Linked DNA regions of Mus musculus: regions 1 and 3 are each linked to region 2. The links are chromatin loops, found by intact Hi-C in ENCODE. Cell type or tissue: heart. All regions are shown on one strand. Links, peaks and the distances in the headings refer to the core of each region. The heading gives the core; the rest is flanking DNA. Region 1 holds the start of Zfp28 (zinc finger protein 28). Region 2 holds the start of Zfp444 (zinc finger protein 444). Region 3 holds the start of Epn1 (epsin 1).

What was found. Hi-C counts contacts between places; a loop is a spot of excess contacts. Peaks named below come from ENCODE experiments on the same cell type or tissue, not always from the same donor. Only the 100,000 strongest peaks of a DNase experiment are listed, where the experiment ranks them.
Region 1: it touches region 2 in a loop (1.8-fold over the local background); 2 of 42 quality-filtered maps call a loop at or near these places.
Region 3: it touches region 2 in a loop (4-fold over the local background); 7 of 42 quality-filtered maps call a loop at or near these places.

Annotation. Positions count from the first base shown.
Region 1 is chr7:6,378,546-6,384,122 of GRCm38, forward strand. Zfp78 (zinc finger protein 78) reads left to right here. Exons shown (of 5, transcript NM_001025163.1): 5 at 1-4,060. The coding sequence ends at 946. It overlaps Zfp28 (zinc finger protein 28), which reads left to right and starts at 4,773. Exons shown (of 7, transcript NM_175247.3): 1 at 4,773-5,056. The coding sequence starts at 4,849. In heart, for the core only: CTCF peaks have their summits at 3,079 (motif pointing left) and 4,852; a DNase peak (open chromatin) is centred at 4,726; H3K4me3 peaks cover 1,363 bases; H3K27ac peaks cover 982 bases.
Region 2 is chr7:6,169,034-6,174,610 of GRCm38, forward strand. Zfp444 (zinc finger protein 444) reads left to right here and starts at 3,480. Exons shown (of 4, transcript NM_028316.3): 1 at 3,480-3,541. In heart, for the core only: a CTCF peak has its summit at 2,614; DNase peaks (open chromatin) are centred at 2,608 and 3,288; H3K4me3 peaks cover 2,558 bases; H3K27ac peaks cover 2,301 bases.
Region 3 is chr7:5,076,933-5,082,509 of GRCm38, forward strand. It overlaps U2af2 (U2 small nuclear ribonucleoprotein auxiliary factor (U2AF) 2), which reads left to right. Exons shown (of 12, transcript NM_133671.3): 12 at 2,250-3,013. The coding sequence ends at 2,384. Epn1 (epsin 1) reads left to right here and starts at 3,303. Exons shown (of 12, transcript NM_010147.4): 1 at 3,303-3,545; 2 at 5,086-5,189. In heart, for the core only: no CTCF peak of the experiment used is centred there; a DNase peak (open chromatin) is centred at 3,219; H3K4me3 peaks cover 2,037 bases; H3K27ac peaks cover 1,327 bases.

The sequences.
Region 1 (5,577 bases), core at 1,022-5,021, 210 kb after region 2:
CTGGGCAGGGAAGACCATTTTTAAATGTAATGAATGTGAGAAAACCTTCACCCACAGCTCAGCTGTTACAGTTCACCAGAGAATTCACACGGGGGAGAAACCATATCAATGCACCGTCTGCGGAAAGGCCTTCAAGCAGAGCCACCACCTGGCTCAGCACCACACAACACACACCCACGAGAAACTCTTCCAGTGTGAGGAATGTAAGAAAGCCTTCAGCCAGAATTCATACCTCACTGTACACCGGAGAATTCACACCGGAGAAAAACCGTATAAATGTAAGGAGTGCGCAAAGTCCTTCAGGCAGCCTGCCCACCTGGCTCAGCACCACAGGATTCACACGGGTGAGAAACCTTACAAGTGTGAAATCTGTGGGAAAGCCTTTAACCACAGCATGTCACTCACTGGCCACCAAAGAGTACATTCTGGAGAGAAACCATATAAATGCAAGGACTGTGGGAAAGCTTTTCGGCAGAGTATACACCTTGTTGTTCACTCAAGAATTCATACTGGAGAAGAGCCCTATGAATGTAACGAATGTGGGAAGACCTTTAGGGAGAGTTCCCAGCTGACTATTCATCAGAGAAACCACACGGGAGAAAAACCTTTTGAATGTAAGCAGTGTGGTAAATTTTTCAATAGAAGTGCCTATCTTGCCAGACATCAGAAAATCCATACAGGAGAGAAACCTTATGAGTGTAATGAATGCGGCAAAACCTTCACACATGCTGCCTATCTTATAAGACACAAGAGGGTCCATACTGGAGAGAAGCCTTACAAATGTGCGGAATGTGGAAAGGCATTTGGTGATGGCTCCTCCCGTGCTCAGCATCAGAGACTTCACACTGGTCAGAGGCCCTATGTATGTGAGAAATGTGGAAGGGCCTTCAGAAGAAAGTCATCCCTTAATTGCCACCAAAGGTATCACACTGGAAAGAAACTGTAAAAATGTGTCCCCCATGGCAAACCCTTTAGCCGCCTACGAACCTGTAGCGTTCATCAGAGAATTTAGCTTTCAACCAGATTGTTCACTGTACTCTACATGGAAGATCTCACACAGGTCAAAGAGCTCTTAGGAATGTAAGGGATGGGGAGAAATCTTCAGTAAATGTTCCTAAACCACCCATCATTGGTGAGTTCTTGATGCAGTCATCTCAGGCATCCCTCCCTGTCCTCAGGTCCTGTGCATATACCTGCTAAGTATTTCCATTTAGGTTTGGCCCCTTAGCCTCCTGATCCAAAACACAATTGTTTTGCTTGGACTTTTTCAAATGTCTGTAATCCATCTTGTTTCCTTCAAGTTTATTACTCATTTATTTTACAGTCAGAAAATTTCTTTTTAAAAATATACATGTTATTTATGTAACTCTTCTAATACTCATTGTAAAATGTTTATTTAATGCACATAAAATGTTTAGCCACATGATTGACTGTATTAAGTTTGGATGGAGAACATCCCTTCAATGATTAGGAGACACATCAGCACAGAACACAGAGAGGCCACACACAGAGGCAAAGGAACATGAGGGGGTATCCCTGAGCCAATGCTTTATTGGGCCCAGGGTTACAGATTTCCTTTGTTGAGTCGCAACAAGCAGGCATGAGTTCTGGGAGGTCATCTCAGGTGTAGAAAGTGATCATTGCGACATATGTGCCCAGTCCATCTTCAGCAGTGCATTTAAAGGGAGCAGTGAAGGCAGGCAGCCCCCTTTGACGGGTTCTTGTTCTTGGCACCAGCTTGAGCCACTTGTGGATGGTGTGATACTAGGAAGTGTCAAAGGTGACTGACCTACACCTCCAGCCTGGGAAAGTTAAAACTTCAATGAAATAGATACCAAGAGAACATAAAATGAAAGGACTTCAATACACTGACCCATAGGGGTGCTTAGAAAATGTGTTAGACCAGAAAAATTATTTCTAAACCATGGCCTCTCAAATTTGGAACTTAGGTGATGACAACAATTTAGAAACTGAAAGTGTCTTCAGGTGGAACAATTAGTATGTGTAGTGTATTTAAGATGGAAGCTTTCTAATGATCCTAAAGGTTATGTTTTCTTATTGGTAAAGAAATTAAATCTGGTCTGGTACGTAGAATCTGTTTTAGGAAGTGCCTAGAAGTTAAAGACTGGAACAAAGAATTAGAATTTATTTGGGAAAAAATACACATGTGTATATATAGTCTAGGTCACAAAAGAAACATTCTTATATTTACTAACAAGCCCCCAGCAGGCCAGTCTAGCCGAAACAGGGAGCCCCAGGCTTACCATGAGATCCTATCTCAAAATGTAAGGTGGAGGGCGACAGACTCCCAACACCGACTAATGGTCTCCACACACACGCACATGGGCAATCAAGCCTACAAATGCATATATACAAATAAATAAATAAAAGTAAAATTTGAAAGGGTGATTGTGGCTGTGTTTGGAGGCACACACATCTCATTTCAGCACTCTGGAGGTAGAGACAGATGGGTCTCTGAGTTAGAGATCAGCCAGGTTTACAGAGTTCTAGGGCAGTCAGGGCTACATAGCGAGGCCTTGGATAAAAACAAACTGAAAGATCACATGCAAGATGAGTACACACTGCAGAAATAGGAAAACAGGGGACACAAACTTCCATTCTCGTTGTTCCAGAGGACTCTGGGTGGTTTTTGTAAAGTCCATCTCATGGTAGGTTCTGTTGGACTGTATGCCTGCCTTTCCTTGTTTATCCTAAGTTCATTCTCTTCCTCTACCCCCCACCCAATTTGTTATCAAATTGCCAGGGCTGGCGAGATGGCTCAGTGGTTAAGAGCGCTTGCTGGTTTTGCAGAGGACTTGGATTTGGGTCCCAGCACCCATATAGCAGCTCACAACTGTCTGTAACCCAACTTCCAGGGGATGCTCTTTTCTGGGCTCCACAAGAACTGTAGGCACGCAATGCACACAATACATGAAGACAAAACACTCATCCACATAAAATAAAAGCAAGTCTTTCAGGGGCTGGAGAGATGGCTCAGATGTTAAGAGCAGTCTGCTCTTCCCAAAATCCTGAGTTCAATTCCCAGCAACCATATGGTGGCTCACAACCATTTATCCTGGGATCTGATGCCCTCTTCTGGAAAGCGGATGTACATACAGATAGAGCATCATTTACATAAAATAATAAACCAACCTTTCAAAAAATCTTTGTGGTGACAATGCTGCAATATTGTTTTTGCTTAAGAATTTTTTAGTATAAAATTTCCTTCTGGTTATATGAGGTGTTTGTGAAGCATAAATGGTTTTATATTTAGATGTTGGTTTCTTTTCTAAAATATTTCATTACGGTATGCACATATTTACCACTCAGAAAAAAAAATAACACTTTTGTTCTCAAACATTTTATATAAAGAATATTCTGCTTGCTCAGCGGTAGTGACACACACTTTTAAAACCAGCCCTTCCAGAGGCAGAGGCAGGCAGATCTCCGAGTTCGAGGCCAGCCTGGTCTACAGAGTGAGTTCCAGAACATCCAGAGCCACACAACACTCTCTCAGATGATAACTGAATGACAAAAATAGGCAGCTCACAGTCCTAAATGGGACATTCTTGTATACCTTCTCAAGGGTCTGGGAACATCGTATTAGACGAAGGAGAAAGAATGTAAGAGTCTGAGAATGGCAAGGAGTGCTGTGGAATGGTTTTGGGCATGTTGTGCTCATGAACTCATAGAAACTGATTACCAGCACAAGATTGCTGGTAATTACCAGCGCCGATCAATATTATAGCCATTGATAGAGGAAGGGCGTACCCCTCCACACCTAGCTGAGGAGCTATAAGCAAATGATGGCAGCTGAGAGAGTGGGAGTCATTTTTCTTTGGGGATGTGGCCTCTGGTAGATTGTTCATGTCACACTCCACTGGTATACTGGTAGGCGGCACTAACAGGGCTATATTTAAAAAAAAAGTGTGGTGGGGTGGCAAAAGGAATGTGGAAGTATTGGGGATGGTTGGGAGAGGAGATGTGTTGGATATGATCAAGATACAGTATATATACATGTATGAAACCGACAAAGAATAAACTGCGCTCCCCTCACCTCACCCCGCTTCCCCGTTTCTCTGTGTAGCCCTGACTGTCCTGGAACTCGCTCTGCAGATCAGGTTGGTCTCGAATTCTGAGATCCGGCTGTCTCTTACTCCCGGGCACTGCGATTAAAGGCAAGAGTGAACATATTAAAGAGGCACCGCAGAAGAAAACCTGGGGAAACCTGCAGACCTAAAACTTGGTAGTACATACAGAGGGGCATTTTGAACACTAGGCACTAAAGTCGAGGTGGTCTAGTGGAGAGGTGAAGATTGCAATGGCAGCAACTGAATCCCAAACTGAAAAGTACATGCAACCAGAACCACTGTGGACTTGCCAAAAGCCCGCATTGCCCCAGCCCAATTCACAGCATCCTCCAACTCCCCTTCCTCCAAACAACCTCAAATCGCGCGCCACTAGCCCTGCCGCTGCACTCGTACGCTCCAATTGTCACCAGGACTCCCAGAAGCCTCTGAGGAACTGTTTTGAATTTCGCGGGACTCGTGTTTCCGGCAGGGTCCCGCGGTTCTCCCACAGGGTCTTGTAAAAACCAGCTGGGCTCTAAAGGATTTCTCCGCTGGGGACTACACTTCCCAGGGGGCCTTGTGCTCAAGCAAAGTCCACTTCCGGTGCGTTCCGGAGGAACTGCCTGAGGGTCCGATCTTTTAGGGCGGGGTTGGGCAGGGCGAGGGCGTGGCTGGCGAGGGCGTGGCGGGCGTGGGTGTTGCCGGGGGTGTGTCCCTGAGCAGCGGCCTTGAAGGGTGTCTGCAGCCTGGCTAGGAGAGCGTGCGCCCCTCGCGTGACATGCAGGGAATGGCGAGTGTAGTGTCATGCGAACCCTGGGCCCTCCTGGGGCGTGGCGCCCTCTGCACAAAGGCCAGGCCTGGTGGAGGTCCGGCGGCGGGGACTGTAGTTGCTCCTGGGAGCCCCGACCGGGGAAGGCCGCGCTCCAGGAACAGCCTGGCCTCCCAGGATCAGCAAGGAGCAGTGACCTCGGGGACCGCGCACAAAGGTGAGTGTCATGTTTCTGGGCTGAGTGGACAAAGATGAATCTATTCTGGGTGTGAAGGAAGGGTAAGGTCCGATGGTTCTCGAGGCCTTGGTGCTGGAGATGGTGTCTCTGGGCGCGTGATTGTGATGGTTAAATAACCAATCCTCGAAAGCTCAACTTGAGGCAGAGAAGTCAGGCAGAGGTGCTGGAGGGACGTTGACAACTACAGGGTCAACTTAGTTTAGACTTGTATCCATGTCAATGCTTCAAGAAATGAAACTCCCAGTGCGACAAGAGATGGCTTAGCCATTGTACTTGTTCCTCTTGCAGAGGTTCCTAGCACCCACATAGTGAGTCACAACCATCCCTAACTCCTATTGCAGGGGATAGAACATTCTCCTCTGAACTTTGTGGGCATCAGGCACACACACGTGGTGCACATATATTCATGCAAGTAAGACGAGAAAAGAGACAACCTGATTCCACATCCTACCCTGTCCTTACTCCCGCACAGGGTAATAAGGGTTTGGCATCTCTGCTCA
Region 2 (5,577 bases), core at 610-4,609:
TTTTTTTAATATTTATTTTATGTGTATGAGTGTTCTATCTGCATGTACACCTGCATCCCAGAAGACGGCACTGGATCCCATTACAGATGGTTGGGAGCCACCATGTGGTTACTGGGAATTGAACTCAGGACCTCTGGAAGAATAGTCAGTGTTCTTAACTGCTGAGCCATCTCTTCAGCCCACTTTCAACCTCTAAGCCATTTATCCAACCCCATCCTTAAACCTATATGAAAATATCTTTATTAAAACCCTACTCTGAAGCCGGGCGTGGTGGCACACGCCTTTAATCCCAGCACTCGGGAGGCAGAGGCAGGCAGTTTTCTGAGTTCGAGGCCAGCCTGGTCTACAAAGTGAGTTCCAGGACAGCCGGAGCTATACAGAGAAACCCTGTCTCGAAAAACCAAAAAAAAAAAAAAAAAACCCTACTCTGGAGAGGTGGGGAGAATGTGAATCTATGCAGGTGGTCACTCCATTACAGCAGTGAAGGAGTGGGAGGAGAGCTGCTGGGCTGCTGGCCTGTGTGAACTTTGTACCCAGCCTACAGGCACCTGGCCAAGTGGGGAGTATAGGCTGGAAGCTTCCTCCTAGTCTATTTGCTCTGTCCCCTTGCCCTGGCCCAGGCTGCAGCTTCTGAGGATTGTTTGTTTCTGCTGATGTGAACAAAGACACTGCATTTGGAACAGGAACTTGGATCTGAGAGAGTCAGACATGTGGGTGACCGTACAGGAGAAACTCAAAGTGTATATTGGACGGTTTTAAACAAGAGATAAAATCCCTCCTGTGTCTAAAGGAACCCTCTCATGCATGGAGAAGCAAAATGGTCCATATTCATACAACCGAATCTTATTTAGTTCTGTTCTTTGCAGTGCTAGGGATGAACTCAGGGCCTTAAAACATGTTAAGCAAACTTTTTAATACTAAGCCATGTCCCAGACTTTGTTGCTGTTTTCTTTTTTGTTTGTTTGTTTGCTTGTTTGTTTTAAGTTCAGTGGCTGGAGATATGGTTCAGTAGTGAAGAGTGCTTGTACAACACCCCCATACACATAAAATAATTTTTTTTTGAGACAGGTTTCTCTGTGCAGTCCTGGCTGTCCTGGAACTCACTCTGTAGACCAGGCTGGCCTCGAACTCAGAAATCCACCTGCCTCTGGCTCCCAAGTGCTGGGATTAAAGGCGTGCACCACCATGCCCTGCTTGATAAATTAATTTTTAAATAATATATATGTACACACACACACACACACACACGTAAGTCAGTTATTTTCTTCTGCCATATGGTTGCCAGCATCAAAGCTTGCCCCGCCTGGCAGCAAGCACTTTTACTTAGCTGAGCCATCTCAGGTTTTTGAGAAAGAGTCTCATGTAGCCCAAGCTGGCTTCAAACTCACTGTATAGTGGAGGGGAAGACCTCAACCTCCTGATCTTCCTGTGTCCACCTCCCACGTGCTGAGATTACAATTTTCAGTTTTACAAAGGAAGGAAATTGGGCCACTGAGATCGCTCAGTGAGTAAAGGCACCCGCAGCCAAGCCTGGTATCCTGCTTTCAATCCCGTCTCTGCCTGGGGAAAGAGAACCAACTCCTGAAAGCAGCCCTCTGTCCTCCACGTAACAAACTGTGACACGCATACACACTCATACCCCCCCCCACACACTGTCCTCCACGTAACAAACTGTGACACACATACACACTCATACCCCCCCCACACACACACTGTCCTCCACGTAACAAACTGTGACACGCATACACACTCATACCCCCCCCCACACACACACTGTCCTCCATGTAACAAACTGTGACACGCATACACACTCATACCCCCCCCACACACACACACACTAAATCACAATAAATATGTAGTAAAAAAAAAAAAAGCCAATATAGATAAACGTGAAAATAAAGCTGGGCATGGTAGTTCACACTTCAAATTCTGGCATTCTGGAGGCGGAGGCAGAGGATCATCCTTAGCCAGACAGTGAGTTGGAGACTAATCTGGGCTACAAGAGACTCCGTCTTAAAAAAGTTTTAAATCATATACGAAAAGAATCCAACTAGTATGTGAAAAGCACCACTAGGAAAAGAATGTGGTATTGCAGGCTCGCTCTTCAAATAGCAAAGCAGCTTGTGTGGTTAGCACACTTACCAAGATGAGGGACAGAGAGGGCAGAGAGGTGGGACAGGATTAAGTTTAGCTGTTGTGGGGATAGATCCGTCTCTAAGCTGTAAACTAGTGAGTAAATAGAAACTAGGGCAATGGTATTGTCCATCCACGAATTTGGTAAGGACAATAACAACTCTGCTTCACATGATTTCCTTTGTGTGCCAATGTCACCTTTTTTCGAAGTCCAGTGAGGAGGGGAGAGTCTCTGTCTGCCCCACTAGCTTGTAAGAGCCATCTATCACGTAAACAGAAAGTCTCATAACCTTCTTGCGCTCCTGCGAGTACGTGTGTATGTGGTGCGTTGGGGTAGTAGGTAGGGGTAGGGCTGGAAAGATGACAAAGAGGTTAACAACGAAGCACAAGCTATTCTAGACGTCCTTCTAGCACCTACATGTGGCTCACAACCGTCTGTAATACAGGTCTAAGGGAATCCCACGCCGCTTTCTGGCCTCCGTGGGTACTGCGAGCACATGGTGCACCGACTCAGCGAAACACCCATACATATTACAAAGAGCAAACTCAAAACCTTCTTGCCTTTTCTGAGGTAGGGAAACTGAGGCTTCAGTGTCCGTAGGGGGCTACACAAGCGCCGTTTGACACGTAATATTTTCCTTCCTATTCACAAGACGGGAAACTGAGGCTAGAGAGTGGACTGACAGTATGGGACGAGCGAACTAATTCTCAGAGGTCAGGTTTCGTTGACCAGCCTCAACCTTCCTTTAACCTAGTACTGGAGCGGGAGGGCGATACTGCAACTGTTGTCAAGGAGACGGATCTCCCACTGCTGATCTGAGGAGAACTCTGGCATAGCCTCCACGACCTCCTCTATAGGCGCTTAAAGGTCCTGGAGGCGGGTCTCCCAAGTGTGCTGCCTCCCCCGGTTTCCACGACAACGAAACCACAGATTCCTCTTATCCCTCCCCGACCCGTCCGCGTTTGCCAGAAGTCAGCCGGCGGGGTGTCTTGTGAGGGATGGTAGAGGAAGGAAATCCACGTGAAATCTGGGAAATGTAGTCCAAAATCAGAAGCGCTCTGTTTGCGCCTGTGTGAGCCAATAGGAATCGGGTTTTCTTCTTTACACTTTAAGAAATGTAGTTTTCTGGCTAGCTCGGGACGCACGAGCGTACAGGACTCATCACAGTAGGGCTAATGGAAAGCCGCTTTGTCGCGATGTTTCTTGGGAGATGTAGTTTCCAGCTGGGAGAGGTGGGAAGTGTTGGGTAGAATTAGCGATTCCTAGTGTAGAGAGTGAGGGGACGTGGGGGCGGGGAAGTACGGGTGAATTTGGCGCAAAGCCTGCTGGGGCATGGAGTCCCGATGAGCTTTGTGCGCATGTGCGGGAAGGTGAGGTTGTTTGGGGGGCCTCGCCCAGGAGAGTGAGGTGAGCTAGAGGGAAAAGGAAGGGCTGGGGAGTCCGGTGTACGGGGAACGGGCGGACCACGGGGAGGGGTACCCAGGTCTGGAGGAGGGAGAGGAAGGGAGGGATGGGCGGCTTGGGGGAGGGGGATGATAGGAGGCTGGAGGTGGGGTTCTGGGGGCGGGCCGGGGAGCGGGAGGAACGCGAGATGCAGACGCGGGAGAGTTGGAGGCCTGGGGAGGCTGGGCAGCGGGAGGGGGCTGGGATGTTCGAGGGGGAGCCCTGGGATGGTTGGAAACTGAGAGTGGAGTGGAAGTTGGACCCCACTGAGAAATCCTGGGGCGCCGGGACCTCTAACCTCTTCGAAAAGGATTGCGGGAAGGGGTCTATCCAGGGGCACCGTGCCATAGCAGCGTAGACCGGTGCAGGTGGCTAGTCCTGTGTGCTGGTCACACGTTCACACGCACTTCTGTCGAGTTGAGGTTCTGGAGGATAAGTATTTCTTCATTACAAGCGTATCCGCCTCATTAGCTTGTCGCGAGAGGCGAAATTCATTAATGTGCAGAAGGGGCTTGGAGACAGGTTTTAACAGGATAAGAGGGACTTAAATCTCTCGGTTCTGATCCTCCTGGCTCAGCCTCTCACGTGCTCAGATTACAAGCGTTGGCCTAGTTTTTTTGTTTTGTTCAGGGTTTTTGTTGTTGTTGATGATGGTGTTTTGGGTATGGTCTCCTGTAGCCCAGGCTGGCCTTAATCACACTCGAGAGCCATGCCAAGCTTTAAACCGGTGAAAGTAATTGAATTTAAAAACAAACAAACAAAAATACTCATCTTAACTTTTTTTTTTTTTTTTTTTGGTTTTTCAAGACAGAGTTTCTCTGTATAACCCTGGCTGTCCTGGAACTCACTCTGTAGACCAGGCTGGCCTTGAACTCAAATCCGCCTGCCTCTGCCTCCCAAGAGCAGGGCTTAAAGGCATGAGCCACCACTGCCAGTCTTCACTCCTTTTTATATGCTATTTTAACACCTATTCCAATTTACAATTTAGTCTTGGGCGCTTGTTTCACAGTGGCTTTACGTAAATGACTCACAAGGAGTTGGAGGGTTAATGTGTGTTGATAGTAAATGCAATAGGTGGGGTTTGTTTATTGCCAGGTGGTGTTCTGGGTACTTTTTTTTTCTTTTAATGATTTATTTTTATTTTAACGTGCATCCATATTTTGCCTGCATATGTGTTTACTGCATCCTCTGATTCTAGAGTTTCAGTTGTGAGCTGCCATGTGGGTGCTGGGCATTGAACCCAGGTCCTCTGGAAAAGCAGCAACCAGTACTCTTAACTGCTGAGCCACCTCTCCAGCCATGCTCTGGGGTACTTTTTTGCTCTTTATTTTACTTGACTTTCCAACCTCGATTATTGCTCCCATTTTACAGCCAAGGAGATGGAGATTAGTCTTTGAAAGGAGCAGTTGTTCTTTGACCGAGGACACATTGCTGGTACGCAGCTGGAATCGGTTCCAATTCCGAAGCCCTTGTCCTCTGAGTAAATATTTGGTGAGTTGTGCAGCTCAGGGCACAGAGTGCCCAGTGCAGATTCCTGGCCTTTTGAAGGACCATTGATGGATTCAGAGAGAATGAACATCAGGGTCGAAGTGTAGGAGAGAGAGGTAGAAGAAGGGGACACTGAAAGTTACGCATTTAATAGAATAAAAGTAAAACGAAAACAAACCAAAAACAGATGCTGGGGAGATGGCTCAATGGGCTAAAGTACAAGCTGAGGACAATCAGAACTGGGTAAAGGTTGAGCAGCACAAGGGCACCTCAGTGTGTGTTCACTGGCTTCTCATCGCAGATGAAAAGGCAGGCTTTAGGTTCCATAAGAGACTTTTAAAAAGGAAGGTAAAGGGGCTGGAGGGATGGCTCAGCGGTTAAGAGCACTGGCTGCTCTTCCAGAGGTGCTGAGTTCAATTCCCAACAACCACATGGTGGCTCACAACCATCTGTAATGGGATCTGATGCCCTCTTCTGGTGCATCTGAAGACAGCAACAGTGTACTCATATAC
Region 3 (5,577 bases), core at 1,109-5,108, 1.1 Mb before region 2:
CAGGATTTGAGAGAAGAGGCCAATTTTGCAAGAGGATTATGGAGGTCCTTATGAACTTGAGGAAGAAGCCTAGGGTTTTCTTGTAGAGGAGTGGAGCTTCACAGATAGAAGGAAGCTGATGTAATGCTAGCTCTTTGATAATGTATGGAGAGTGCCGAGTCATGAGTCAGGTGATCCATGGGGTTGCCTGTATTAGTATAAGAGAAAGATGGTGGCCTGCTTTAAAGTATGTCTTGTGCTGGGAGATAAAACTGTTTAGTCAAGGTGATATTATCTAGTGAAAACATACAGGTTGTATGCCCCATAAAACTTGAAGTGGCGAAATTGCCCAGTGACATTCAGAATATCTCTGTGTCCATAGTGATGTGGTGACTATAATGGGCAATGAGAAATGGATGAGTTTGTGGAGATGGGAGTGACAGGTGAGGTGGAGCCATTTTTAGGCCTACTGCCTCTGAGGTTACTTAGATATCCTAATAGAGTCAGCTAGGAAGCAGTTAGCTGGGTAGATGGGAACTCCCAAGTGGGTGAGGATTGATAGAAACTCAGACATGGGGAGGCTGGGCAGGTTTCAAATGAATCTTGGGAATGCAGCAGAGGTCTGGTGCAGTAGTCAAAAGGAAGAAGACTATCTGACTAAAAAAGCCTCTTGACTGCTTCTTTGCCTGTATTTGATATGCCACTCTTTCTGATTCAGGCTGGCACCTTAATGGAAGCCTGCCTTAAATGGGGATTGAGTAAATAAATACAGGATCTCTGAATGCACAGACTGGCCTCTTGAGCGGCTAACTCTTTGTCGGGGGGAGAGAGTGTATTGATTTTCATTTGAGATGGGGTTTTACTATGGTGCCTCAGCTTGGCTAGCTTTGAACTAGTGTCACTTAGCTACCATATTAACCTTTGTTCTATTCTTAAACTTCTAAAAGTATATGAGATTGATGCTGATGCTTAGTGTATATTATCCAGCTTTAAGTTATCAATATTGGGGGGGGGGGTTGTTTCTGCTTTGAGATGGGGTTTTACTGCATAGTCCCTACTGATCTTGGGCTAGTGATCTTGCCTCAGCCTCCCTGCTGGGATTGCAGATGTGTATCCTCACACCTGGATTATGCAGTGAGTACTTAAAGCTTAAAGAGTACTTAAAGCTTAAAGAGTAGGTGCTAGCTACACTTCTGTGTTAACAGACAGTGCTTATTATCTCTGTCCCCAGAACCAGCGGGCTAAACCCATAACCTTGGTTTTTTTAAAGAATGCTATTATAGTAAAACAGTCTTCATTTAATTCCTTGGTGTCTAGTCTACCTAAGTTCTGTTTAAATGTTACTATCTCTAAAATGTCTTGTTTCAGTAAGGTCCAAATCCTGATTTTGGTTGCAGTTTCTTTTTAACAGATTTTTTAAAAAGATTTATTTAATGTATGTGAGTACACTGTCGCTGCCAGACCCACCTGAAAACGTCATCGGATCCCATTAGAGATGGTTGTGAGCCACTGTGTGGTTGCTGTGAATTGAACTCAGAACCGCTGGAAGAGCAGTCAGTGCTCTTAACTGTTGAGCCCTCTCTCTCCAGCCCCTTTTAACTCACTTGTTTTTGTTTTTGTGCAAGCATAGGACAGTGTTTTGGGAAGGAGTCGGGTTGAATGCAGGATGCCGGAATTGTAGGGCCATTTTGCTGGCCCCATAAAGTTTCTATCACTTTTATCTCATATTCTCTCCACTCTCTTCTGAAGTCAACTGGTTTGTTAAAGTAGTGCGGTAGTCATGCAGTTCCCATGTTAGGGGACCTTCATTGTAATCATTTCCTTTAAGGTGATTGAGTGGTTCAAGCAGGCTTGTCAACATGGATAGATGAACCTGTTTTAATTCAGGTTGGGCTTGAGTCCTAATTTCTGAGCTTTCCTTACCTTGTCTGTGGGGAGAACATGACAGTTGTGGCTTGGGGAACACTGTAGGGTGCATGATGCAGAAGTGACCCCTTCTCTCCTCTGGGGTCTTGCCTCTGGCCACTGCCCCGTGTACTTAAGTGACTCAGGCCTGCCTGGTTTTCTTCATTTCTGTGATGTCTCGCTTCTGTGCCTTGTTCTTGGGTACTGGAGAACGTTTGGGTAAACACCCTCATACTGAACTGAAGTCCTCTGTGCAGTGTGGTGAGGTGTTCTCTCATTTCCTGTGCTGATTCTGTACTTTAAATGAATGCTGAGTAGATGCTAGGAGCCAACCTTGTTCACAGATATGCCTCTTGTTCCTACAGATCTTCGTGGAGTTCACCTCTGTGTTTGACTGCCAGAAAGCCATGCAGGGTCTAACCGGTCGCAAGTTCGCCAACAGAGTGGTGGTCACAAAATACTGTGACCCTGATTCTTACCACCGTCGGGACTTCTGGTAGAGGTGGCTGGGGGAGGGTGGGGGCAGGGCTGGCTGGGGACTTTCCCCCCACCTGTCCCCTCCTCCTTTCCCCCCTCTTGAAGAAGATGGGCAGAGGAGTGACAGCCGAATGACAGCCGGCAGCAACTGGAATGGCAGCAATTAAGGGGGGTGGGGGGTGGGGGGCTAGGGCAGGAAGGGGACTGGGCAAGTGCACACAGGCCCACACAGACACATGCACCCACACAGACACAGAGGGAACGGGCTGGGATGGGGACTGTGTGCACAGCAGGGCGGGTAGGACCTCCACAGCCCCTTCCCAAACAGCCTCTTATCCCTTACACCCCTTTCCTCCTCTCTTCCCCCATGGTAGGAACATAGCGTGTTTATATTTTATGGCCAAACTATTTTGAATTTTGTTGTCTGGCCCTCAGTGCCCTGCCCTCTCCCTTTGCAGGACCACAGCTCCCGTCCTTTGGCTTCTGGTCCTTCCTGTTCTCCACCCTGGTTTCTTAAGTAGTTGGTTCTTCTCCTTAGTCTTCCTGACTCAACCCGTGGTCTCTGTCCCGCTCCCCCTCTCTGTGGCAGTTTCATATTTGCTAATACGAATTTGCTCATTAAACATTTTGTTGTATTTTACTTTATGGATCCTCATCTGTGTCCAGTGTGTCCGCCCGTCTCTTTCGGCCGAGGGTGTGGAGGGTGGCACCCAGGGAAGGAGGCAGGCCTGAGGGTCCCGCGAGGGTAGCCACAGTGGAGGCTTCAAGGCTTGGACCTTTACGCGTCTCCACTGCTGCGTAGATGCGGAAGTGACGCAAGGGCATAAGGACGCGCAGTCCCGTGCGCCGGAAATGGTGCCGGGGTGGGTTTGGTCGCGGAAGTGGAGGCTGCCGGGCGAAGTGCAGAGGGCGGGGCACGTGAGTTCATTTCCGCTTCCGGTCCGCTGCCACCTTCGGTTGCTTCCCGTCCGCTCGGCGGCTCCCCTCCCCCGCCCGGCTCTCTGCGCCCCTCCCGGGCGCCGGGGCGGCGGGGCCGTCGCTGTGCGGCCCTCCGTGCGTCTGTGCGTGCGCACGTGCGCACTTCTGCTTCCCGCAGCTCGGCGCGCGCCCCGCGACACCGAGGCCGAGCGGGGGCAGGGGGCTGACCGTCATGACCCCTGGAAGCCCGGTATAAGCGGGCCGAGGTGAGCGAGGGGCGCAATGCTGGCCTCCGTCGCGGCAAGTCCGGTGTTCCGGCCTGGGCCGTGGCGCGCGCGGGTCCAGCCAGCCTCGGAGCCGGTGTTCCAGCCGCTGATGGCTTGTGGCTGCTTTTGTACCGCTGTGCCCGGGTCGGGTTTGCCTGCCGGTGTGTGTCTTTTTTTGGGATTGTCAGTGTCCCCGTCTCGCGTGGCCCTGCTGTCTGTGTTGCTCTGCTTCTGTGTTTCTGTGTTTGTACAAAAGGGCTTGGAGATCCGAGTGCTGTTTGTGTCTTGGATTGCTCCGTGTTCCTGTCAGGATGCATGCAATGCTTGTATTTTCTGGGTTTCTGTGTCTTCATTTCCCCAGACTGGTCTCCCTCTTGGTGCATTATTTCTCTCCGGGTCATTGCTGTCGTCCCCAGGCCCAAAATTCCTTTCTAGGAACCCACTGCTTTTGCTTAGGATGTGCTTCCCAGGTTTCTGAGTCTCTGGTGTTCTGACAAGAGCTCTGGCTGTGGATTCCAAAGCCCCCGCTGCTTGCCTTGGTCTTCAGTTTTCCTAGTCTTCTAAACGGAAGCATTCATAATTCCTGCACCACAGGGTCTCTGCGCATTGGAGTGGTCCTGGTAAAGTGCCTTACAGTGTCTGGCCTGGAGTTAAGCATGTGATTATTAGTAGCTCTAGTTACTAGAGATTTTGTCTCGCTTAGTATTTGATACCAGGTTTTTGAGTCCCCCTTGGGGACTCACTATATTGTTTGTACTGTTTAATAAGAAATTCTAAATTAACTGTGGAAAATGGCCCCATTTTCAGCAGCATTTGTGAGATTTAGTATGTTTTTTTTGAACATGCTTGAAGTAGGTAGTTGGTGTTAGGATAGTGCGTCTTTAGATGCCACCCTTTTGGAAATGTTTTTTCTGATAATAATAGCAGCCAGGAGTACCGAGCGCCTACTATCTGTGGGGCACAGAACCAAGTTCTTTATGTACCCGTCTTATTTAATCAGCAAGCTTGCCGGGCAGCACCCCTCCCTTTGTTACACAGTTAGGTGAACTGAGTCACAGGGTTGTTTTGCTGGTTGCTTATGTGGCCGGGATTTGAGTGCAAATTTTGTGTTCTTTTAAGTTATATCTCTTCCCACCCCCCCCCAGCCCTGGGTGTCATGTGTGTGTTTTGTTTCAGGGTCCCTGTCTTTCTGTCCTCCCTGTCCTCCTGCCTCGCTGTATTGCTTTCTTTTTGCCCGAGTTTTGGTGTGTCTCTTCTCTTCTCTTCTCTTCTCTTCTCTTCTCTTCTCTTCTCTTCTCTTCTCTCTCTCCCCCCCTCCCTCTTTCTCTCCCTTTCTCCCTCCCTTTCTCTCCCCTCCCCCAGTCTCCTTATGTTTGTCATATGTTTGTCTTCTGGTGTCTGTCCAGGCCTGACTTGGGACCCAGCTGCTTTTTTTTTTTTTTTTTCTTTGCCTAGTTATGCCTGTTTGCAGGTGCTCCATTTTCTGGCCTGAATTCAAGGTAAAGAGCAGCCTTTCCTATTCTCCTATGTCTTCCTTCAGGTTGGATCATGGTAGGGCTCAGTAAATCTCCCTCCATGGCTTGTTGGAGAGGCACAGACTGGTGATCGGAGTCTACTCTGGACCCAGGCTGCTCCAGTTGTGAGGTGTGTGTCCCTGGGCAAGGTGCTAATGTGCCCTTGTTCCCTCCTGTGTAAAGTGGCTGTGAGTCATGGATTTGTAAGGATTGAGTTGATAGCGCAAAGGACTTAATGGGTGCCTAGAAGGATGTAAAGGTTGTGGAAGTGCTTGTTAATATTCCCCTCATTTGCTTGATTTCTGCCCTTGATGCTTTCTGACAGCTGGTCACAGCACAGGTTAGTTTATTTAGGTTAATTTAAAAGCATGAGTTTAATGGCACACACCTTTAACTCCGTACTTGGGAGGGGAGGGACACATGGATTTAGCTCTTCAAGTTCCAGGACAGTCAAGGCCATGTAGAGAGATGTTGTGTCACCCCCTCCCCCCAACCCACAAAAAAATGAGTTTATACAG